Regions from separate parts of the Homo sapiens genome. Here all the other regions are linked to region 3. Evidence: chromatin loops called from intact Hi-C (ENCODE). Cell type or tissue: ascending aorta. All regions are shown on one strand. Links, peaks and the distances in the headings refer to the core of each region. The heading gives the core; the rest is flanking DNA. Region 1 overlaps TMEM131L (transmembrane 131 like). Region 2 overlaps TMEM131L (transmembrane 131 like). Region 3 overlaps TMEM131L (transmembrane 131 like).

Region 1 (7,838 bases), core at 2,072-7,071, 58 kb before region 3:
GTGAGCCGAGATCGCACCACTGCTCTCCAGTCTGGGCGATAGCACTAGACTGTCTCAAAAAAAGAAAAAAAACGCTTGGAGCCAGACCGTCTGGGTTTGAATCTGATGTCATACTGCTTAGCTGGTGACTTTTGGTGAGTTGCCAAACCTCTCCATGCCTTAGTTTGCCCCTCTCTCAAATAGGGGTATTGTTAATAGTACCTACCACAGAGTTTGTTTTGAAGATTACATAAATCTGTGTAAGGCATTTAAAAGCCTTGCATGTAAATGCTCTAATGTTACCTGCTATGAAGTTGAAAAGGTCATTTTCTTAGTGGTGGCTGCTGTGTAACAGTGATAAGGTTTCCTGATCTGGCTGACACCGTTCCCTGGCTTCCGGGTGACAGAATCCTTTTTTTAATGAGTTGTGTCTGAGAAGCTAGAATTGTTGTGGGTAAGGACCTGGGCTCTGGGTTTGAATCCTATCTCTGTGGCTTTCCAGCTATGTGATCTTGAGCCTCAGTTTTCTCATCTGTAAAAGTGGGCCAGTAGTACCTATCTCGTAAGGTAAGGATCCCAGGGGTTAGTCTATGTGAAAGAAACTGTTAATAGTGGAATTTGTAGTTGGCATCGCATATCAAGGTGTGTGCGTGCTTTAGCGAAATTCCATTCTTAAGAATTTCTTAAGGAAGTAGGATAAATTTACAAGCTGTATTTACAATTATATCCATCTGTTTATATTGGGGAAAAATTAGGAGCAACTTAATGTCCAATAGTACATCCATATGGATAATGTAGTACAATATTTGACAGAGAAAGGTGTTTATGATACTTCTTTACAGAAAAATTTTCTGTGGAGTCTGGAAGAATCTTCTAAAATATTCAGTGTTTTCATTTGCTAATGAGATTGTATTTTTTTATTATGCCATAAGGTACATTAAAAAGTAAGACATCTTGACTTGGGGAAACTCACAATAAGGGGAAACAGACGTTTAGACATAACTATCTTTAATATCTGATACAACAGTCTTATTGTCCTGAGCACCGTGAACCGAGGAAAGCCCCTTCTGCCAAAGTTTTCATCCTGTTGCAGACCTTGCCTATGGCTGTCTCACCTAAACAATAGGAAGTTGTCTTCTTGCAAATGAGGAGTGATTATGAGGCTATGGAAAATGGAAAAGCTGGAAAGTTCTTTAGCTAACAGCTCTCCGTCGGGAGCGCTAAGAGGGCCTCAGCACCAGTGGGCTTGGTTAGGGGGATATTTTAGACATTTGCTCTGAGACCAGTGCATTGGGTGACCTGCCGGGGCTCCTGCTCTGCCGGGTGTTCACCCTTTACCTGCGTGATCCGGGGAAGTGTGAGAGGGGTCTGGGGAGGGGCAGTAGCTATTCACCAAACTCTGAACCCAAAATATCTGAGACAGATCTGTACCAAATTAGAAAGTTGGTTTTATGGCCAGGCATGGTGGCTCACGCCTGTAATCCCAGCACATTGGGAGGCCGAGGCGGTGGATCATCTGAGGTCAGTAGTTTGAGATCAGCCTTGCCAACATGCTGAAACCCCATCTCTACTAAAAATACAAAAATTAGCCGGGCGTGGTGGTATGCACCAGTAGTCCCAGCTACTCAGGAGGCTCTGAGGTAGGAGAATTGCTTGAACCTGGGAGGCATCCTAGGTTGCAGTGACCCGAGATTGTGCCATTGCACTCCAGCCTGGGCGACAGAGTGAGAATCCGTCTGAAAACAAAAAAAAAAAACAAGTAAGTTAATTTTGCCAAGGTTAAGGATATGCCCGGAACACAGCCTCAGGAGGTCCTGTGCCCAGGGTGGTCGGGATACAGCTTGCTTTTATATATTTTAGGGAGACATGAGACATCAATGAGTAGGTATAAGGGGAGGGCAGGGGCTTCCAGGTCATAGGTGGGTAAGAGAGAAAAGGTTGCATTCTTTTGAGTCCTTGATTAGTCTTTGAGTGAATACACAATTTAGTCTGCCTCAGTGAATGCATTTTTACATAAACAATAGGTCAGAGGAAGCAATCAAATATGCATTTTTTTCAGGTGAGCAGAGGGATGACTTTCTGTCTCCACCTGTGAAGATGAGCTATCAGTTTACATTGCCAGGGTGAAATCCAACAGAACGTTCTGGGGTAAAGATCTTGAGGCCTACAAGGAATTTCCTTGTGGGTAAATTGTGAGGGAGGTATGTAACTTTTAAAATCTTTGTAGCTATCTTATTTAGGAATAAAACGGGAGGCAGGTTTGCCTGGCATGATTCCCAGCTTGACCTTTCCCTTGGCTTAGTGATTTTTGGGTACCGAGATTTAGTTTGCTTTCACAAAACAAGTGTGGAACTGTTTCAGTGGAGTAATGAGGATGTGGCTGTGCTGAGCTTAAAGGGGCGGATGTCAGCCCTGGCCAGAAAAGAAGTCTGAAGATGGATTCCTAGAGTGCCAACAAGGCCTCCGAATGCCAAGCTAGCCCCTCTCGAGGGCGGCGAGACCTGAAATCAGAAAGGCAGTTTCTTTAAAATAATCCCATTCAGAGTTGGGGCATCAAAATAGATTAGGCTATGGGTTTAACGGATAGGAATTCTTTAGAAAGGTATCAAATTATCCTTGCCTAAGCATTACTTCACAGGCTGGTCCTAACCTAGTTTTGCAAAACAAATCAAAACATTTTAAATCCATGGAACACTTTATTTAAACAGAATTTTCTGTAGAAGCCTGGTACAAAAATTAAATACGGGGCTGCTCCATTGCATCGAAAACGGGGAGGCCCACTGAGGCACAGGGATAGTTGCTTTTCCAGGACCACCCCCCTCATGTCAGTATTATTCAGCAGGGAACACAACCCGTTCCCCCAGCCCCACAGGGATTTCAGTAATCTAAGTCCCCTCTGCATAGGTCACTGTGACAGTGTCATTGTCATTCTCTTTGGTTTTGTTAGTGAAAGATTTAGGATTCAGTGTTTATGAAGACTTGTTTTGTTTTTGTTTGAGACAGGGTCTCATTCTGTTGGCCAGGTTGGAGTGTGGTGGCATGATCCTGGCTCACTGTGGCCCCACCTCTCAGGCTCAGGTGATCTTCCCACCTCAGCCTCCTGAATAACAGGTGTGAGCCACCAGTCTGGCTAATTTTGTTTATTTTTTTTGTAGACATGGGGGTCTCACTATGTTGCCCAGGCTGGTCTCAAACTCCTAGGCTCAAGTGATCCACTCGCTTTGGCCTCCCAAAGTGCTGGGATTACAGGTGTGAGCCACTGTACTTGGCCTATGAAGACTTTTTTTTTTTTGTTTTTGAGACAGGGTCTCATTATGTGGCCTAGGCTGGAGTACAGTGGCACGATCATGGTTCACTTCAGCCTTGAACTCCCAGGCTCAAGCGATCCTCCCACCTCAGCCTCCCTAGTAGCTGGGACTACAGGTGCGTGCCCTCATGCCCAGCTAGTTTTTGTGTTTTTTTGTAGAAATGGGGTTTTGCCATGTTGCCCAGACTGGTCTTGAACTCCTAGGCTCAGGTGATCCACCTGCCTCAGCTTCCTGAGGTGTTGGGATTACTGGCATGAGCCAGCACACCTGGCCAAGATTTTCGAAGGGAATGTTTTTGAGGACTTTGGGGAAAGTTTGTCTCCCCTCTGAAGGATGCCCGTGAGTGTGTGCTGCTGAGAGGATGGCAGAATGGCAAGGTGGGAGCATTCTGCAAGCATCATGACATCATTGAGCTACTGAATCAACCTTCCCTAGAACTGGCTTCCAGGACTTTGGGTCATATGAGTCATGTGAGAAAAATATTCTCCTCTACCTTTTTCTGAGTTAGGCCTCATGCTGCTTGAAGCTGAAAACATCCTGTTACACCTCGGTTTTAAGCACCCTCCCCTGGCCTCTGAGATAAGCCTCTCAGGAACCTGTGGCTCTCTAACCCAGTTTGAAACGTTTTGCTCTCCATAGAATTGTGTACCAGGAGAGTTATATTGATTAAATTAGGTCTTACATTTTATGTTATATATTCAGAGACATATATTTGTAGTCTGCATTTCAGGTAAAGCGTTTTCCATGTTGGAGGTCAAATCCCACGAGGTTCACGTATCTATTGCTGCTGCTTTACCCTGTTCTGGAAAAGAAAGTTATTTGCCTGCCGAACGCACAGACATGAGATTAGAAAGTGATGACAAGCGTTAATGCTTGGCTCTTTTTATCATAGACTATACTCTTTTCTACTCTATTATTTCATCTGTGTTTGTGTAACATGTATCTCACAATGCAGAAATCTTTTTTTTCTTTTTGTTATGAAAAATTTCCAAAAAAAAAAAAAAAAAAAAAGAAAAGTTGAGAGACTTGTACGGTGAACACCCAGATACACATCTCCTAGCTTCTACAGACATCCTTAAGGGTTCTGATGGCAGAGATCCGTGTGTAAGCATTTTGAAGTTTTTGGCTAAAGAAAAACGTTGTGTTCCGTTCTTTTTTTATTGTGTCGGATTTAAGGCACAGCTCCTGTTCAGCCTGCCTGCTATTCTCTGAGTTTATGTAAGTTTGAGGAGGTGGGTGGGAGAAGATGTAGGAGGATGGAAAATGAGCAGCTTGCTTTATTCACAAATGATGCTTGGTAGGCTCTGGACAGAGCCAGGGGTTTGGGGGAGTCCTGAGCATGGTGCCCTTGATCTGCTCTTGCACCCTCTGAGGCTGAGGGGCCTGGGAGGAGCCCTCCTCTGCTGGGAACTTTTCCTAAAAGCCCACTTACGGACAGAGAGGCAGGGTTTACAGCAGCAGAGCCAAGGAGGGCTGAGGCCAGCTTCCTTTGCTCTCCCACTCATTCCCAGCTCGCTATTTAATTTGACATCCTGGAACATGTGTTTCAGTGAATTGGTTCATAAAAATGTTTTTTGCAGGATTCTGGAATAGAGGCTGCACATTCTTTAGATACATGGCTAATCGCACTATGTGAGAGAGCGTGTGGGTGTGTGTGTATTTTTGGAGGTGGGTAGGGAAGTGGGGGGTGAGCAGAGTTCTTTCAAGCTCTCTCTTCACAAGATGCAAATGTTTTTCCCCTTAGGGTTTATAGAGAGTGTGAACAATGAGGAGTTGAGATCCTGTGGCCCTTTGGTCCCCAGGGTCTTCTCATTCGGCCCTACTGAGCAAGGCTGGCTTCCCATTTGCTCTCATCTTTTTCTCCTTCAGTCACTCTGGAAACTAGTAGTTAGGAGCTGGAAATTGAGAAGCTGCCATTTAGGAGTTTATGCAACAAATGCAGAGGAGAGTCTGTTCCAGACTTTGCAGTTATATCAACTTAGAGCTTTTGCCAACCTTTCTTGGAAAAAAACCCACTGGAATTAAGTGAAACTTCACAACACTGCACAATGTAGCCAATTCTGCATTTGGGGTATGTAAGCCTGGAACTGTGGGAAGCTGGAAGTTGCCCCTTAGTATTAACGTTTGTTTTTGTTGTCCTTTTCCTTGAATGTAGTCTTACGTAGAGAACTTGGACAGCCTGTCATTTTCCAAAACCTCTGTGGCTCATCCTAGGCACAACTCATGTCTCTCCTTTCTTCTGTTAGTGTTTAGGGATGGGCCAGGCCTGAACTAACCGTTTCAGGGCTCCGAGGCTGCGCCTTGTAACTTGTGAGCACTGGTTCTGGGCAGTCGCCTCCCTGCGGTTAGTGGTGCCCAGCCTCCAGTCGCTGTAGCTCAGACATGGCCTCGGGAGGTTTGGAGGATGCCCAGCGCTTGTCTGCCCATTGTTGCTGACCTGCCGCATTGTGTGATATGGCTCCATGTGCACATCTTCCATGGATTTATCAGTCTTGACAGGAGTCTTCCACTTTCTGCCAGTGATGAAATAGATCTTTATGATTTTTTTTTTTTTTTTTGAGATGCGTCTCGCTCTGTTGCCAGGCTGGAGTGCAGTGGCACAATCTCAGCTCACTACAACCTCTGCCTCCTGGGTTCAAGTGATTCTCCTGCCTCAGCCTCCCAAGTAGCTGGGACTACAGGCACGCGCCACCATGCCCGGCTAATTTTTGTATTTTTAGTAGAGAGGGGATTTCACCATGTTGGCCAGGATGGTCTCAATCTCTTGACCTCGTGATCTGTCCACCTTGGCCTCCCAAAATGCTAGGATTACAGGCGTGAACCGCCGTGCCCAGCCCCTTATGACATTCTTACCCTGATTGGTTATTCAGCTTCAGCTTGAGCACTTCACGTGATGGGAAGTTCACCTTTGAAACTGACTTTCCATTTTTGAGCCTCTCTCATTGTAAAGATGTTCTCTGATTTTGACTTCACATTTGCTCTCTTTAGTCTTCCACCGTCAGATCCCAGTCTCACAGACTTGAGACAGTTATCACATCTCTTCTCTAGGTTGGTTTTACCTAAATTTTTTTTTTTAACTCGCCCAGGCTAAATTATTCCTCATGTTTTTCAGTCAGTCCTAATGTTAACTTGGTCAGAACCAACCTTCCTTCCTCCCTTCCTCCCTTCCGTTCCCTTCCGTTCCCTTCCCTCTGTCCCATCCCTCCCTCCCTTCTTTCTTTTTGCAAGAGTAGATAGGGTCTCACTCTCTTACCCAGGCTGGAGTGCAATGGTACAATCATGGCTCACTGCAGCCTCAAACTCCTGGGCTCAAGCAGTCATCCTGCCTCAGCCTCCCATATAGCTAGGACCACAGGCTTATGCCTCCCCACCCCCAGCTAATTTTTATATATTCCTTTGTAGAGACAGGGTTTCTTTATGTTGCCCAGGCTGATCTTGAACTCCTTGGGCTCGAGTAATCCTCCAGCCTCAGCCTCCCAAAGTGCTGGGATTACAGGCGTGAGCCACCACACCCATCCCAGAACTTTTTTAGTTTAAATTTTGCCAATAGTGGATAGAGTGATTCTGTTGAGATCTGAATGGTGCCCTATGTAGTGAATCCATTTCTTTTTTGGTCTGGACTCTACTTATTTTAATGAAGCCCAAGATTTCATTAGCACTTCTAGTAGCAGTGTCTTTCTACTTGGATCGTGTTATTTTATGGCCAAACAAGATCAAACACAAACAAAAACCTTTGGGTCCGTCATCTTCTTTTTATTTTAATGGGAACTGCTAACTTCTCTTTCTCAATATACACTTAAGTAATGAATTGCCTTCTTTAAAATACAAATATTTACATTTGGCCTTGTTAAGCTTTATCTGGATGATTTAGAACTATCTTAGCCTATTGAGACCAAAGAAACACACACGCTCACACACGCGTGCATGCACACACACACAGGCATGTGCACTTTTTTCCTAGTTGTGAAAATCGATGGAATGACTACATGGCTTAGTCTCCTCTTTCTCCAGAGACGCCGTTTAATGATCAGATAGAAATTTAAAAGGTTAATAAAAACCTATAGTGAAGAAATGCTATCAGTTGATAATAGAGTTAAAAAAAAATTCTGGAAGATAGAAAGTGGATAACTGATAGAATATGGTAACTGATGAAAGTGGAAGATTAACAGGGTACGCCAAGTACCCTGCACAGTGGATTTAGAGAATCCCACCAAGCATATTGTGAAATTTTAGAATAGCAAGAATAATGACCATACTGGATGCTTAACTAAAGAAGTGGGACTTATAATGCCCACCTCACAGGGGTTTTGCAAGTTTTTTTTTTTTTTTTTTTTTGAGACGGAGTCTCGCTCTGTCACCCAGGCTGGAGTGCAGTGGCGCGATCTTGGCTCACTGCAACCTCTGCCTCGGGTTCAAGCAATTCTGCCTCAGCCTCCTGAGTAGCTGGGACTACAGGCGCGTGCCACCACACCCGGCTAATTTTTTGTATTTTTAGGAGAGACAGGGTTTCACCGTGTTAGCCAGGATGGTCTCGATCGCTTGACCTCATGA
Region 2 (7,838 bases), core at 1,731-6,730, 68 kb before region 3:
AAGGTATTGCTGTGTAAGAAAGAGAAGAGACTTGGGTGTTTTGCCGTTGAGAACCAAACTTACATTTCTTTAGGAAGGCTTCTAGCTAGAGAGTCAGGTATAAGCTGACATTTCGGCTTCTCTTATGCAGTGGACATTGTGCTTCAGATTGCTTTCACTTGTCACGGTGGGTCAGTGAGAAATGAAAGTACTTTTTGGATGGATCCCAACATCGGCAGCAGTATTAATTCTGTGAGGGTGTTCTGGATATGTTATGATATTAAGCTTCTTATTGCTTAAGAAGGTAGCAGAGCTTGGAGTTTCCAGGCTCAAAGGAGAAATTTCCCAAGGCAGTCTTCTCTGTCTAGGAACACCAATATTAAGATAATGGGGTCTCCTGGGAGCTTGTTACTTGTTTTAAGTGAATTGTCACCAGAGTATTAGTTTGTTGTTAGAGTCTTCCACATATGAAATATGACCCTGAAGTAAATAGTAATTTTCCCCCCAATCAATTAAACAAAAGAATGTTATCATGTTACAAATAATTGCTGTGGTAGTCTAGGCAGTATTTTACAGATGTGTGGTGCCCAATTAATGTTTTTGGAACCATTGTTTTAGCATTGTCTTTGCAACCAATTTATAAATGATATGAGAAAAAGTCTTGTTTGCTTATTGTAGTCTTTCTCAATGTTTTCTCCCAAAGTTTTCTCCCAAAGTAGTAGGGATGTAGTTTTTATTTTTATTATTTTTATTTTATTTTTATTTTTTTTTTGAGACAGAGTCTCGCTCTGCCACCCAGGCTGGAGTGCAGTGGCACGATCTTGGCTCACTGCAAGCTCTGCCTCCCGGGTTCATGCCATTCTCCTGCCTCAGCCTCCCGAGTAGCTGGGAATACAGGCGCCCGCCACCACGCCCAGCTAATTTTTTGTATTTTCAGTAGAGACGGGGTTTCACCATGTTACTCAGGATGGTCTCAATCTCCTGACCTTGTGATCCGCCCGCCTCGGCCTCCCAAAGTGCTGAGATTACAGGCGTGAGCCACCGTGCCCGGCCATAGGGATGTAGTTTTTAAAGTCTCCTGTAAGCATGAAAATTCTTTGGAAATTAAAAAAAAAAAAATTCAGGCCAGGTGCAGTGGCTCACGCCTGTAATCCCAGCACTTTGGGAGGCCGAGGCGGGCGGATCACGAGGTCAGGAGATCGAGACCATCCTGGCTAACATGGTGAAACCCCGTCTCTACTAAAAATACAAAAAATTAGCTGGGCGTGGTGGCGGGCGCCTGTAGTCCCAGCTACTTGGGAGGCTGAGGCAGGAGAATGGCATGAACCCGGGAAGTGGAGCTTGCAGTGAGCCGAGATCACACCACTGTACTCTGACCTGGGCGAAAGAGCGAGACTCTGTCTCATTAAAAAAAAAAAAAAAAAAAAAAAATCAGCATTTGTTGAGAATTTAAATACTACTCACTGTTGATTCGTTTTTATTATGTTCCAAAAATCTTCTAGTACAATTTATGTTTCAGGAAGGTGGCCATATTTAATTCATTGCGTTGCCTTCTCTAACATACATGTACACATCCCAGTTTGAGAAACATTGTCCAGTCCCTATTGTTCTTACCCAGTTTGTTCAGGTATTTTATTTGGAAAACATGGCTCCGAATGATACATGCATGTTGGATTAAAACTGAACTTCTTCTGTAGGAAAGATGATTTGCCCCCCTGTGAAGTGCCCAGATACCCACTGTTGCATTTGAAGGTGGATCCCAGAGAATAGCCTCAGTAAAAGCATAGTCATAGTGTGTGGCCTGCCAAGTGAACCATGTAAAATGTATATAGTAAATAATTCATATTGATATTGTGCCTTGTACAACATTGACTTTGAGGGTTGTAACTACCTTGTGGATGTTGCTGCCACTAAATTATTTACAGTAAAGGTTCTGTTTGAATTACAATCCAAACAGTGTTCGATTGGTAGTTATGACAGGTGTATGTAGTATGCATTTTTGGTGGAGTAATTCTTCTAGGATTGTAATTAATCCTGTTTCTTCAAATCAGGTCATGTTAATCCACTTAATCCATAAAAATTGGATTTAAGTAATTGCCCTTGTGTAAACCTTATGGTTTACAAAGTGCTTTCACATGTATCTTCCTTACATAACCAGGTGGATATGTGGTAGTATTCCCATTTTATAGATGAGGAGACAGGTTCATCAAGGTAAAACAATTTGTTGAAGGTTATAGAGCTATGAAGTGACAGAACATGTGCGTGATCCTAGGTGTCCTCTCTCTGTAAGTGCATACTTGTCTGCTTTGGAGTGGAAAGCCACTTTCCCAATTAGATGTACAGCTGTCTGTCGAAGGAGACTAAGTCCGAGATTAACGGATGGAAGCAACTGAATACTTTCTTAGGCCCTAGTATTATATGGTTCCTAGCAAATCCCTGAAAAAAAAAGAGCATGACTCGTGTAAGATAGACCCAGGGTTGGTCCTTCAGTAATATTTTACTGTATGCTAGATAACTTCTTTAGTTTTATGCTAATTCTAAGTGTGGATTATCCACAGATATTCAGCTACATAGCTTTTGAAATGTGGAAAATTTAAATCTGAAATATTGGGATTAGTTTGTGGAACACATGCCATTGTAATGTGTGCTGAGAGGTTGCCTTTAGAGGAGCTGTCCTGTCAGCTTGCTTTGCTTTGGGATTATTTTCAGCAGCAAGTAACAAAACCCTGACTCAACCAGCTCAAACAATAAAGAATGCATGATGTCACTTAACAAGAAGCCTGGAGGCAGGGTGGTTCTGGGTTGGTTTACTCAGCAGGTTAGTGTCAGCACCTGGGAGCCTGGTTCTTCGGACCTGTCTGTTCTGTTGGACTCTGTGTGCCGTGCAGCTCCCCTCACGTTTGCAGGAGGTCTGTGTGCTTCACAGCCTCCCAGCCTCCCACCTGAACATCCAAAGGCAGGTTAAAAGAACCCCTGGCTACTTTCTCAGAAGTACTCCCCAGCAGACTTCCCCTTCACATCTTACAGGTGGGTCTGCACTCACCTTGAACCACTCACCCACCCACGCCTGTGGAGTGGTGGAACCACGTGATCAGCTCTGTCCTGCAGGGTTTAGTCATAGGGAGCACAACCCGGCTTTGCCTAAGTGGGAGGAAGGGAATGGGCAGTGGGAAGGCCGACAGCAGTGTGTGCTATGCTGAGTGCTATGCTGGGCCACCTGAGCTCAGCGAGAAATGAGCGGTCTAGGGCAGTGTTTCTCGAAGCCTGGTCCAGGGACCTAAATCAGCATCGCTTGGGAACTCGCTAGACTGGCCGGTTCTCAGACCCCACCCCAGACCTGGTGTGAATCAGAAGCTCTAGGGGAGGAGCCCAGAGATCTGTTTTAACAAGCCCTCCAGGTGGCTCTGATGCACGCTCAAGTTTGAAAACCATTGGCCCAGGGTGAGGCAGCTCAGGGACCATGTTACAAAATATACTTTTTGTGGAGGATTAAATAATGAGAGGTAGAAATAGTCTTGTAGGTAAAACAGTGGGTGGAAATTGGGAGATGGTTGCTTTTCAGCCTGACTTACCACCACTGGCCCAGGATTTTATCAAACCTAGAATCCGTACGTATTCTCTTCATAGGGTATGGAGTGTTAGCTGGTGGATCGAGTGTGTCCGAAGAAGTTCTGCTGCAATGATGCACATGGGGGTGGGGTTCCAGGCTGAGCTTTGGTGTCCACCTATCAGGGTCTCATATGTCCTGGCATGCCTGGTAAATAGGTGGGTTAGGCCATTGCAGGTCAGCTTCCAGGGGAGGACTGAGGAACCTTCTGAGGGAGAATTCATTCATTATAAGGGAAGTAAGTTTGGCAGAAAACCTTGGCCCAGTAACAGAAAGTCTCAGTTGTTGGATGGGAGTGGCCACTCACAGCACAGGGTGGTATGTGTATTCAGATCTGTCTCCTGGCCCAGGCCCCTGTGGAGCTGCACAGGCGTGTGTGTGTGTGTGTGTGTGTGTGTGAGAGAGAGAGAGAGAGAGACACCCTCGTGGGCCTGTGGCTGAGCTGTATGTGTGTGTGTGGGAGTGTGCGAGAGAGAGGAGCCAGGGACAAGGAGAGAGACCCTTGTGGGCCTGTGGCTGAGGTGTATGTGTGTGAGAGAGAGTGAGAGAGACAAAGAGACAGACAGACTCTGGTGGGCCTGTGGCTGAGATGTGTGTTTGTGAGTGCGAGAGAGCAGACAGGGACAAAGAGAGAGACCTTTGTGGGCCTGTGGCTGGTTGTGTGTGTTTGTGTATGTATGAGAGACAAGAGAGACTCTTGTGAGCCTATGACTGAGGGGTGTGTGTGTGTATGTGTGCATGTTGAGAGAGACCCTGGTGAGCCTGTGGCTGAGTTTTGTGTGCGTGTGTGTGTGTGAGAGAGAGACCGAGACCGTTGTGGGTTTGTGGCTGAGTTTTGTGTGAGAGAGAGAGACCCTGTGGGCCTGTGGCTGAGTTGTGTGTAAGAGAGAATGAGGGTGCGTGAGTGCACCAGTGTGAGTGGGGTTGTTGGGGCATGAGGAAGGATATTACTTAAGGCAAAACTGAAAGAAGTGTTCTAAAAATTCTGTGAGAAACTGGGGTGGGCGGAAGCAGCACGGGGCACTGCCCACCCCAAGGGGACTTCCACACCCCGTCCTGCAGCTGGAGGGCCAGGGCTGCCTGTGGGAGGAGTGGGGACCGGGCCCTGGTGAGGGCAGGGCCCAGAGGAGGCAGCCGGGAACTTGGAGAGAAGGAACAAAATTGGGACAAGGGCCTGGGCCTGGGATAGCCCAGCCTGTTGTGTGCCACTTACAGGGGAGAAGGGCCTCCCCAGCCACACAGCAACCCGGGGATTCCCTGCGGCTCTGTTGTGGTGGAGTGGGAGCATTTGCCAGCTGAGGGGGCTGGATGGAGTAGGGCAACAGGAAGCAACTCAAGTTCAAGTGTGGTGTATTAATTTCCCAGGGCTGTCTAACGAAGTGCCACAAACTGCGCGGCTTTAGAACAACAGAATTGTATTCTCTCCTCACAGTCCGGTGGCTGGAAGTCCTCTGTCAAGCCGGCAGGGCCACGCTGCCTCTGAAACCCTCGGGGAGTCCGCCCTCGCCTTTTCCTAGCTTCTGCGGGCTCGCCGGCAGCCTGTGGGGTTTCTTGGCTTGCAGCTGCGGCACTCCAGTCTCTTGTCGCACAGCGCTCTCCCTGGGTGTCTCCGTGCTTTCACGTGGCTGTCGTATAAGGACACCAGTTATATTGAAGCAGGGGCCCACCCTACTCCAGTCCAGCCTCATCTGGACTAATTGCATCTGCACCAACCCTGTTTCCAAGTCAGGTCACATTCTGAGGTACTGGGGTTAGGACTTTGACATATCATGTTGGGGTTGGTGGAGACACAGTTTAACCCATAACACATAGTCCCCAGCGAGACTCGTCTGTGAGCCCTTGTGAATGTCCCTCACTTGTTTTCCTTGCCCTCCCCCAACACCAGGGCTCCTGAGAAACGCCTTTTTGGTATTGGGCTGGTGATGTGTGAAGCGATCCACTGTGAAGCTTCCTTCCTGAGAGCTGCACAGACCAGTCTACGGCAGCTTTGGACTCCTGGGCTCCAGCCGCAGCTGCAAAACCCACGCAGTTTCTTCCCAGCTCATTGAACCTGGCCTTTTGGTTGAATGGATTTTATTTCTGAATTATTTCTTTGTGTATCTGTAGGAGCACGTCCAAGGAAAATTCTTTATTTTCACAAGATTGTGAGCACTGGGGAGAAGTATTTTTTTCTTGAGACAGAGTCTCACTCTCTCACTCAGGCTGGAGTGCGGTGGTACGATCTCAGTTCACTGCAACCTCTGCCTTCCAGGTTCAAGCGATTCTCCTGCCTCGGCCCCCTGAGTAGCTGGGGTTACAGGCATGTACCACCATGCCCGGCTAATTTTTGTATTTTTAGTAGAGACGGGGTTTCACCATGTTGGTCAGGCTGGTCTCAAACTCCTGACCTCATGGTCCACCCACCTTGGCCTCCCAAAGTGCTGAAATTACAGGTGTGAGCCACTGCGCCTGGCCCAATTTTTTTTTTTTCTTGCGGAAAATAAGTGGGCAGATTTAATAATGAGCAAATAGGCAAAACCATGAAATCAAACCTCGTTCCTTGTGTCAGAATTCAGAAAAAAGCGACTAATGTAACTGGTGCCAGGCTGTGTGTGCTGTGGTGTGTCTCTGTATGTGAGTATCTTAAACTTGTTTCATTATCAGTTTAATTTAGCAAATGAATACGAGTTGATTCCCAGGCTGAAGCAGGTCTTGGTGGGCCATTCTGTTGGTTTGCCAGGAGAATCCTTTTGTTATTTCCTGGAAATGCTTGAATCATAGATGAGTCTCTTCCTGCGTCCGTGTATTTCAGCTGCAGTTTTCCAAGTGTGTAATAGTGCTGTCCATAAGGAATAGCTGCTGTTACTGTGAATTGAAATACTTAACAGGTCTACTTTCAGGTGGATAAATGTCACATCCAAATTGCGTGTTAGTTTGACTTTCAGGTAACTTAATTAGCAGATTCATGTTTTGGGAAAATCTGATCTGTGATCCTGAAATTGGTTACAGTTGGTGTAATTCGTGGGTAATTAGGCGCCTTTACAGTGACTACTCTAGTCATTAGAGGGCTGGGGTAATTTGAGGTTGAAATGTGAGAGTGAGATGGAGAAGGCACTTGCTCTCTAGTCCTTAATCTTTTAATCCATTTAACCTGGGTTGTAAATTCAGGCCTTATTTTAATTTGAAAGTATGTTTAGGGAGCTGGGAAGGGGTTTCATTAATTCACCACTTTCAGGTAATATAGTTAGGAGAGGGAGGTTATTCCTAGTTGTTTATTTGGGTAAACATAAAGTTATTGTGAGTACTGGAAGGGCTCATGAAAGTTATGTTGCTCCTTGTTGGAAACAAAAGCTTCTAGATTTAAAAAATGAGCGGCCGGGCGTGGGGGCTCATGCCTGTAATCCCAGCACTTTGGGAGGCCGAGGCGGGTGGATCATGAGATCATTAGATCGAGACCATCTTGGCTAACATGGTGAAACCCCATCTCTACTAAAAATAAAAATATTAGCCAGGTCTGGTGACATGGGCCTGTAGTCCCAGCTACTTGGGAGGCTGAGGCAGGAGAATGGCGTGAACCCGGGAGGTGGAGGTTGCAGTGAGCCGAGATCACGCCACTGCACTCCAGCCTGGGCGATAGAGTGAGACTCTGTCTCAAAAAAAAAAAAAAAAAAAAAGAAAGCCTAAAACCCAAAGAAAAGCACCACAAAAACAAGACCCCGTTCAGAGATGTGTCATATAGGTATTGTCCGTGTCGAAGTCAGAAATACATTTGTGGCATGTGGAATAGGCTTTATGGACACACAGATATCAAGTAACCTGATCTCTTGCTGAGTTTAAGGCCTGTCACGTAAATGCACACTGCTTACGTTTTCTTTTTATTTCCACTTTTGAATTGGGGATAAAAGGGGAAACTGGTGAAGGAAAGACATGTTCCTAGAGAGCTGAACACCTGTAATATTGACTAATAGAAGGGAAGAGAGTAGGTAGGAAGTAAGTGCAATAGGAAACTGGTAAACAGAGAAGAGAAAAACCGTGTTTTGAGATGGATTGGAGGCATTTTTTGTCCACACACTTGCTTTGGGGATTTTTATTAGGTAGACGGTAATTAGAGGTGTCAGTCATATGAAAGTAAATCACTAGTCTTTCGTATTACTGTTTTCTCAGTGGTCCTTATCAGTTTTTTTTGTTGCTCTGTAATCATTCATATGGTAAGACTTAACTTTTAGTCATGTAAATTTGTTTAGGGACAATTTAAACTATTTTGTCAAATTAG
Region 3 (7,838 bases), core at 1,364-6,363:
GAGCCTGAGAGGCAGAGGTTGCAGTGAGCCAAGATCATCATGCCACCGAGTTCTAGCCTGGGCGACAGAGGGAGACTCTGTCTCAAAAAAAAGAGTCTTTATTGTGAAAAGAAATTTTGATTCAGGACCTACTTTAAAGAATATATGTTATAGATTGGTAGATAGAATAATAGTAGTAGTAAGTATAGCTATTAGGATAATAATTCCAGTTCATAGGTTCCTGGCTGTCTAAAATATTTACTCTTCAGTAACGTAAAAAAATCCTATAGTCGATGCACATGGGGGTATGTTTACAGTTGTCCCTCGTTATCCACATGGGATTGGATCCAGGACCCCCATGGATACCAAAAGCTAAGGATGCTCAAGTCCTTGGCATAGTATTTACACACAACCTCCCATATACTTTAGATTATCTCTAGAGGCCGGGCACGGTGGTTTATGCCTGTAATCCCAGCACTTTGGGAGACTGAGGCAGGAGGATCACTTGAGGCCAAGAGTTCAAGACCAGCCTGCGCAACACTGTGAGACCCTGTCTCCATAAAATTTTTTTTAAAAATTAGCTAAGCATGGTGGTGCACACCTGTACTTCCAGCTACTCATGAGGCTGAGGCAGGAGGATCACTTGAGTCCAGGAGTTCAAGGTTACTGTGAGCTATGATCATGCCACTGCACTCCAGCCTAGATGACAGAGTGAGACCTTGTCTCAAAAAAACAAAAACAAAAAAAACTCTAGTTTACTTATAATGACTAATATAGTGTAAATACTATGTAAATAGTTATACTGTATCTCTTTTTTCTTGTGTTGTTATTTTTTGTGTTTTTTTTTTTCCCTCAAACACTTTCAATCAAGGTTGGTTGAATCTGCAGATATGGAGAGCCAACTGTATATGATACACTTTTGTTAATTAGCAATATACATTAATCTCTGGTCCTAATAGTCGCATGCTGAGAGAATGCTGAAAGTCTTTGATTTGAAAGGATTTCTGATTTTTAGATGGAATCACCTTTGGAGGACTTAGTTACGTTTATATAATACTTTATGGTTCCCAAAGTGTAATCATGTCCGTTGTCATTTGAGTTTTATATCAGTCCAGTGAAGACAGGCATTATCTGAGTCTGTGTGTATCGTTTTCAAATATCTCTTTGTTTGAGCATGTACTACAAATGTGTTCATACATTTGTTGCTGAGAAGGAATGCCATTTGCTCAAGGTCATTTCACTACAAGTGGTAGAATAAATCTTCTGATTTCTAAGAGCACTCATAATGCTATTTTTCTTGTTAGTGAGATCTGGAATATGATTATGAGAATTAGTCATTTTGCTGAAGTTAAAAAAAAAAAAAACCTCAGAACAAACTTTAGCCTAAATTAGAACACATTTAAGATTAGTTGAGTTTTACCTTATGTCTGACAAATGGTCTAATATATAGACATTAGAGTAAAACTTTAGCCTGAGGGTTCTCCTCCTGATTTCTTCGCTGTCCCAGTTCAGCTTTTGCTATGGTTTATTTTGATGTTGGCCTCGAGCAAATCCCAACCCTCTTCATAGCTTTGATTTTCCTGGGGGGTTGTAAAATCGGGATCTTGTTACTCGGTTGCCTTCTGCCTACTTCTTAGGGCTTATGTGAAGGGTTAATATTCTGTTGGTCCTGAGATAAAAAGTGCTAATCATTCATAGAGATTTTAATCATTCTTTTGTAGTGTTAAATTAACAGAGTATCTTCCAGTTGTCACTAGTGAAGGAAATTTATATCCTCATAACACTTTTAAAAATAGAATCTAAAAAATAGAATAAAAATAGCAGTGGTGACTAGGCTTCAGCTGGCATTCTCTGTTAGGTCTGGAGAGATTTCTGGTGGTGCAGTCACTGGCTCTGTAGCATTGCTGTTTTGCATTCTTATTTTCTCATGTATTTCTCTGATAGACATTTGTATTCTTAGAAACCTTGTATTTCAATTATGTACATGGGATATAAAGCTTTGAGGATAAGTATTAATAACTTTGATGATTGATATTATTTACTTGAAACCCAAAACCTCAGAAGTCCTTATTTATTTAATTTTAATTGTGGGAAGAAAGGCAGATACAAGCCCACTGCTCTGAGGTAAGGCTTTTCTGAAGTGACCCTTTATGTGTATGGTAGTGTTGAACATTTTTTAAAAAAATGGTATTACTTAAGAACACTTTGAAAAATCAGGATTTTAATCACATTGATGTTGGTATTTTATTTGTAATGGGATGTGAAGAACTACGTTTTGAAATACACATTGGATATATTAAACCTTTCGTTAAGACTAGTGATTAAAAGGAAGGGTGAAAGCCAAAAGAAAAATTCCAAGGATTTGATGGTAGTAATACAGTATTTTGGAAATCTCATTGTATATAAGAGAAGCAACATCCATTTCATGTTTCCTAAAGGATACATTTTTAATATCAAAGATTTTACCTAATTTTACGGAATTCATTCATTATGCTGATATTTTTCCAATTTTATTCCAATTATAGATATAATTCATTCAGCTTAAATTAGAATATAATTTTATTTCTAGGCCATCCGAATGACAGCTGTATATTTGGCTCTCTCTGCCACTGAGGCTATTAAAACTGAAGAAATGACTTTAGTGAAATTTTTGCTGGCTCCCTGTTCATTGCAACATAATTGAACAAGACTGAATTTGGTCTTGAGCAGTAGGAATCAGAGTTAAGTGATTAGAGGGAGCATTGTAGGTGGCTCCAGGTAGGTGGGCCTGAGCCCAGCTCCTTTCCTCTTGGCAATTCCTTTATCAGAGCCGAGACATTGGAGGTGGAGAGTGCTGCTGAAAAGAATGGGTATCAAACCCTTCATGAATTAGTGTATTTGCCACGGAGCAGGGATTCTTACTCTGAGGTTTGTGGAAGGTTTTGAAGCTGTGTATGAAACTTTTCGTAAGTGTATGTTTGTGGAGGGAAGAGCCAGAGCTTTCATCAGAGTTTTTGGAAAGGCTCATAATTTAAATGGATGAGAACCTCTGCTGCAAAGTGCTGCCGGATTTTCAGTTTTCTCAAAAGAATAGCCTTTAGCCATAATTAAGTTTTCCTTTTCTAAGACCTAATAAAATAACATCTCTTTGTGAGCTGAAAATACATACCTCCCCAAAAAGTCTCTTTTACTCAGAAAACATAACCCTAAGAAAAATTGGGTTTTTCTGTGAGTACAGTTTCTTACCTAAACATATTTTCGTTTGTTTCAATATTTTCGAATGAATATTTCAGTGAATTTTCATTCATACTTTCATTGAATTATTCAACATATTTTCATTGAATTAGAGACCCAGGTCCGAGAAGTGCCAGTGAGTGCCTACATGTGTTTTGTTTTGTTTTTTTGCAAGCATTTTAATGGCCTAGATGGGTTAAATTTTTCTAACACTGAAACCAATGGAGTGCTACTGTGGGTTGGCCTAAGCCTTATAAAATAAAGTTGTTTTTTGTTTTATGACTTTTGACTGTTGTGAATTGAATGCTTTATTACCAACACGATTGGATAATTTAACTTTGTGATGAACAGCAACAGCTTTCTGGGTTTAAAAATCTGTGTGTATATATATAATAATACATATATATGTATGGTAATATTTATAACCACACAATACATTGATTTTTCTCTTTGTTTCTCCTCCTAGGTTCCTGGGACATCCTGTAGCAAAGATTCTCCATGCTTACAACCCTAGTAGGGACAGCGAGGTTGTGGTGAATTCAGTGTTTGCAGCTGCTGGACATTTCCATGTACCGCCAGTTCCCTGCAGGGTGGGTGTTGATGGACTCCTGGAAACTATGCCGTGGCAGGCAGCCAGGTTTTCTTGCTTTCTTTGGCCTGAAGTTTTTACTTTCTGCTCCCTGTCTCCCGCTTTTTCTGGTACCCAAACCTTTTCCTTCTGTGTGTTTACCTTAGCATTTACTTTTCCAGTTGCTCATTTTTATAATTTTGGTGGCTCTTGATATCTACTGGGGCCGGGGGGAGGTGGGGGGTTGGGGGAGAGTTTGAAGGCTCTCAGCTGTGTAGTAATGTATGTATATTTAACATGGCTCTATTGTGACTAAGGAAAGTTTATATTACTTGTCTTGAAATGACTCCAAATTCTGAGGCATTTAGTAACTAATACAAGTTTATGGTTGAGACCTCTTCCATCTCTCAAGCCTACTAGGAAAGTTAGGTCTCCTTTCTAAATCCAGAACTGCAAGGTATAGTGAATGGCTCCTTGTAAAGCTGATTGGCACCATAACACAGAGCTCAAACTTAGTCTTCTAATAGTTTTAATTTCAGTGGTCTTTAACATTTAGTGAAGATCCTAATTGCTAGTAGGCTTTTATTTATTTTGCTTACTATGTCTGCCTGATATTATGTACTTAAAAAAAAAACTAGGACTAAGGATATGTTGTAAGGGGAAGCCCAATATTTGGTTTATGACAGTCTGTCTGGGTAAACGTTGTTCCTGATTTTTATTACATATCAACATGTTTGCACGTTGGTTATTGTCTATATTTAAGTAGAGATAGAACTGTGTTAGCTAAAGACAGTTGGACCTGTGGAGGTGGAAGAGGAGGGGAAGGAAAGATGTGAGACTCACAGCTCCAGTCTGAAGCGAAAGGATTCATCCTAAGTTAGTGGTAATATTTGCTATATCTAAGAGCAGATAATTGGATGCTGATCAGTTTGGGGATTCTTAGGGATTCATAATACTGATAAGGGTGCACAATATACAAATGTCTGTTAACAGAAATTGTCAAAAAAAGAAAGTCTGTGAAAGACAGTTTATCAAAGGAGGCCATTCCAAGTGGCTGACTGGGGACCTTTCTTTCAGGTAATTCCAGCAATGGGGAAAACTTCCTTCAGAATTATTTTCTTACCTACTGAAGAAGGAAGCATTGAAAGTTCCTTATTTATTAATACCTCTTCGTATGGAGTCCTTTCCTATCATGTGAGTAACTTTTTCCTTTTGTCACAACTTTGGTTGGTGACTTAACTGTAGGGGTGTGTGTGTATATTTTTAAAAAGACTTTTGGAAATGTTGTCACCTGGTTTATGTCGTTAAAATACAAGACTGTTAGTGATGTTAAAATCATCAGCATTCACCCTTTTCTGCCTGACATGCCACAGTTGGCTGGCTTTCCTACTGATGACGGAGCTATAGTCCTACTGTGGGTCTTTGGAGGATACTAGAACAAAGCAAAGCAATCTGTCACACAGTTTCCCATCATAAAATACAGAAGGCTTTCAAAACTCATGGCTCTCACCTCACGGGCGTTCAGAAGGAGGTGCTCTAAGGACAGTCTCTAGTGATTTTGCCTACCTTCCCTCTTTGGCTCAGGAATATTTCTAATTAGGAGACATTGATTGTGTGCTTGGAGGCTGGTTCCAAGGGAGCTCACTATTCATATCAAGGTACCAGGAAGGGAGCTTGAAGAATCTTGTTGCTATTCTCAGAAATAGGAATCTTTACCTTAAATGGTACCTGATATGGCATTTAACAAGATCTGGCATCAAGTAATTTAAGTTCCAAGATCAGTAATTTTTGTGGTTATTTCTTACTGGATTCCATTAAAGAGGTCCCATATCAGAAGAGTTGCCTACTTGTGAACAGATTTGCTACAGTGAGGAACATTCAGCTTAAATACAGCATTCTAATCTGTTTCATTTTTTATTTTTTAGTTTTTGAGGCAGGGTCTCACTTTGTTGCCCAGGCTGGAGTGCAGTGGTGTGATCAGGCTGACTGCAGCCACCTCCCAGGCACAAGCGATTCTCCTGCCTCAGCCTCCCACCACTGCCTGGCTAATTTTTGTATTTTTAGCAGAAACAGGCTTTCACCATGTTGGCCAGGCTGGTCTCAAACTCCTGTCCTCAAATGATCCACCTCCCTGGGCCTCCCAAAGTGTTGGGATTACAGGCGTGAGCCACCGTGCTCAGCCAGCATTCTGCATTTCTGAAACATTCATTGTGTTTTTTGTAGACAAAGATAAATAAAATAATTGGATTAGTAGAGTCTTGAAGGCCATGCTGATGAATACAGATTTCCTTTGGAGACGTGCTTTAGCATTATGGCAAATGTGTTTTAAAACTCTTAACAGAGGAGCAATTCTCTCTCTTTTTCCGCAGGTATCTGGAATTGGCACTCGTAGAATCTCTACAGAAGGGTCTGCAAAGCAGCTACCAAATGCTTATTTTCTGCTTCCAAAGGTCCAGAGCATTCAGCTGTCTCAAATGCAGGTCATTTTAATAGATTTACTTTGAATGCTGGTGGCCACCAAACTTTGTAACCTTCTCAGAATTGGTTATTTTACTATTTTCTGCTTTTTGAAAAAATTATATAGAAGTAATATACATATATAAAATATCAGTGGATTCCACCTAACTTCTTTTTAATGGCTGTGGAGTTCACAGTGTTGATATTCCAGAGTTTGCTTAATCTTATTGTTGGTCTTTTGAAATGTTTCCTGTTTTTCACTGTTATTACCGTTAGGCCATATACCTATTTTATAAGTTTCTTTAATTTTCCTTCTGAATCCTCTGTTTCCTTGGGGCATGTTTCATAAAGAGGAGAGATTCTTTAGTTAAAGACTGTGAACGATTTTGTAGAGCTTGTTAAATCTTACCAGCTTGCTTTTCAGGGAGGCAGCCCCCATGGTCACAAGTAATAACAGGCCCCTAAGGATGTCCTGCTTTTAGCCCTGCCCGGATGGGGCTTGGTGGGAAGAACTATTTCTGATGTTATAGTAGATGTATAATGATAAGTTTAAATTCTTTTAATATACATTTCATGAATCATTTTATAGGGTTGGCTACTTTTTCCCTTTGATTATCCATATTTCCTTGTAACTGGATAATTTTATAATTGAGAAAAGCTCTTGAACCAATATATTATGAAACTTACCTCTTCTTTCTGATTGGTAAATAAAGAACATTGCTTAGAATTTGTAGTCAGTACCATTAGTACCTGGGGCTTTCATTCATTCAGCGGTTTTCCTGAGCCTCTGCTTTGTGCCAGGCCTTGGTCTAGAGTTTGTATCTGCGTAGAGCCTACATTCCAGTTGGGGAGAAGAACCAAATTAATTTACCTCTAGGATTATATCTGGAATCTTTATCACCAAGTACATAATTCTTAGGGATCTTAAATCATATTTTTATTTTTATAAAATGGAAAAGCCCCTCCTTGCAGAATTTTAAGGAAGACTTCTTTTAATTTGCAAATTTATATTTGGTTTAAATCCTAAAACCAGGGGGCATGTGTTGAAAGGTTTTAAGCAGGAGACTGATACTGATGTGCTGTGGCTTGCATTTTTGGAGGGCCAGATGCCTCATCAGTGGAGATCTAAATATTGGAATAGAGACAGGTATTCAGAATACCTTAGTTATTGGGGGTTAATGTAAGGATAAGTGGAATGAAGGGAGAGAGGAAACTGACTCTGCAGGCCTCCTAGAGAGCTAGAACAGCGTACCCATTCTCTCATCCCCCTGGCCTGGCAGATCCTGCGTACTTCTCATGATGCCCACTGCCCTTTACCACACCCAGGACATCCTCATCTCTCTGATGGCCAACTGATAGTATCCCATTAACTGCCAGGATCTACTTTAGTCCCTTCCTACCTCTTTCCAAAAAATTCAAGTTGGACCCCATTAGTCCCCTGCTTGAAACCCTTCAGTGCATTCCCATAGGTCTTAGAATTTAAACCAAATCCCGCTTATGGCTGTAAGACCTGCGTGGTGTGGCTGCTGTCTCTCTTCAGCCCCAGTGCTCACCACCTGTTCTTGGTCTCTAGTTCATGGCCACAAGAGCCTTCCCCCGCTCACTTGTGCAATGCCGTTTT

The links. A loop is a pair of places that touch in the nucleus more often than their neighbours do. Peaks named below come from ENCODE experiments on the same cell type or tissue, not always from the same donor. Only the 100,000 strongest peaks of a DNase experiment are listed, where the experiment ranks them.
Region 1: a loop joins it to region 3, with 2.6 times the contacts of the local background. A loop is called at or near these places in 16 of 110 quality-filtered maps.
Region 2: it touches region 3 in a loop (2.7-fold over the local background); 13 of 110 quality-filtered maps call a loop at or near these places.

The regions. Positions count from the first base shown.
Region 1 is chr4:153,493,602-153,501,439 of GRCh38, forward strand. All of the region lies in intron 3 of TMEM131L (transmembrane 131 like), which reads left to right. Among named protein-coding and RNA genes, the nearest start is that of TMEM131L, 31 kb to the left of the region's middle. RefSeq lists enhancers at 854-1,851, 4,093-4,172. In ascending aorta, for the core only: no CTCF peak of the experiment used is centred there; DNase peaks (open chromatin) are centred at 4,715, 4,993 and 5,644; H3K4me3 peaks cover 1,322 bases; H3K27ac peaks cover 5,000 bases.
Region 2 is chr4:153,483,736-153,491,573 of GRCh38, forward strand. The region is part of intron 3 of TMEM131L (transmembrane 131 like); the gene reads left to right. Among named protein-coding and RNA genes, the nearest start is that of TMEM131L, 21 kb to the left of the region's middle. RefSeq lists enhancers at 3,808-3,857, 3,868-3,917, 4,068-4,187, 4,288-4,357, 4,538-4,707 and 2 more. In ascending aorta, for the core only: no CTCF peak of the experiment used is centred there; DNase peaks (open chromatin) are centred at 2,766, 3,226, 3,926, 5,146 and 2 weaker places; H3K4me3 peaks cover 1,841 bases; H3K27ac peaks cover 4,605 bases.
Region 3 is chr4:153,552,129-153,559,966 of GRCh38, forward strand. It overlaps TMEM131L (transmembrane 131 like), which reads left to right. Exons shown (of 35, transcript NM_001131007.2): 5 at 3,659-3,782; 6 at 4,838-4,954; 7 at 6,130-6,240. Among named protein-coding and RNA genes, the nearest start is that of TMEM131L, 90 kb to the left of the region's middle. In ascending aorta, for the core only: no CTCF peak of the experiment used is centred there; a DNase peak (open chromatin) is centred at 3,813; H3K4me3 peaks cover 1,481 bases; H3K27ac peaks cover 4,767 bases.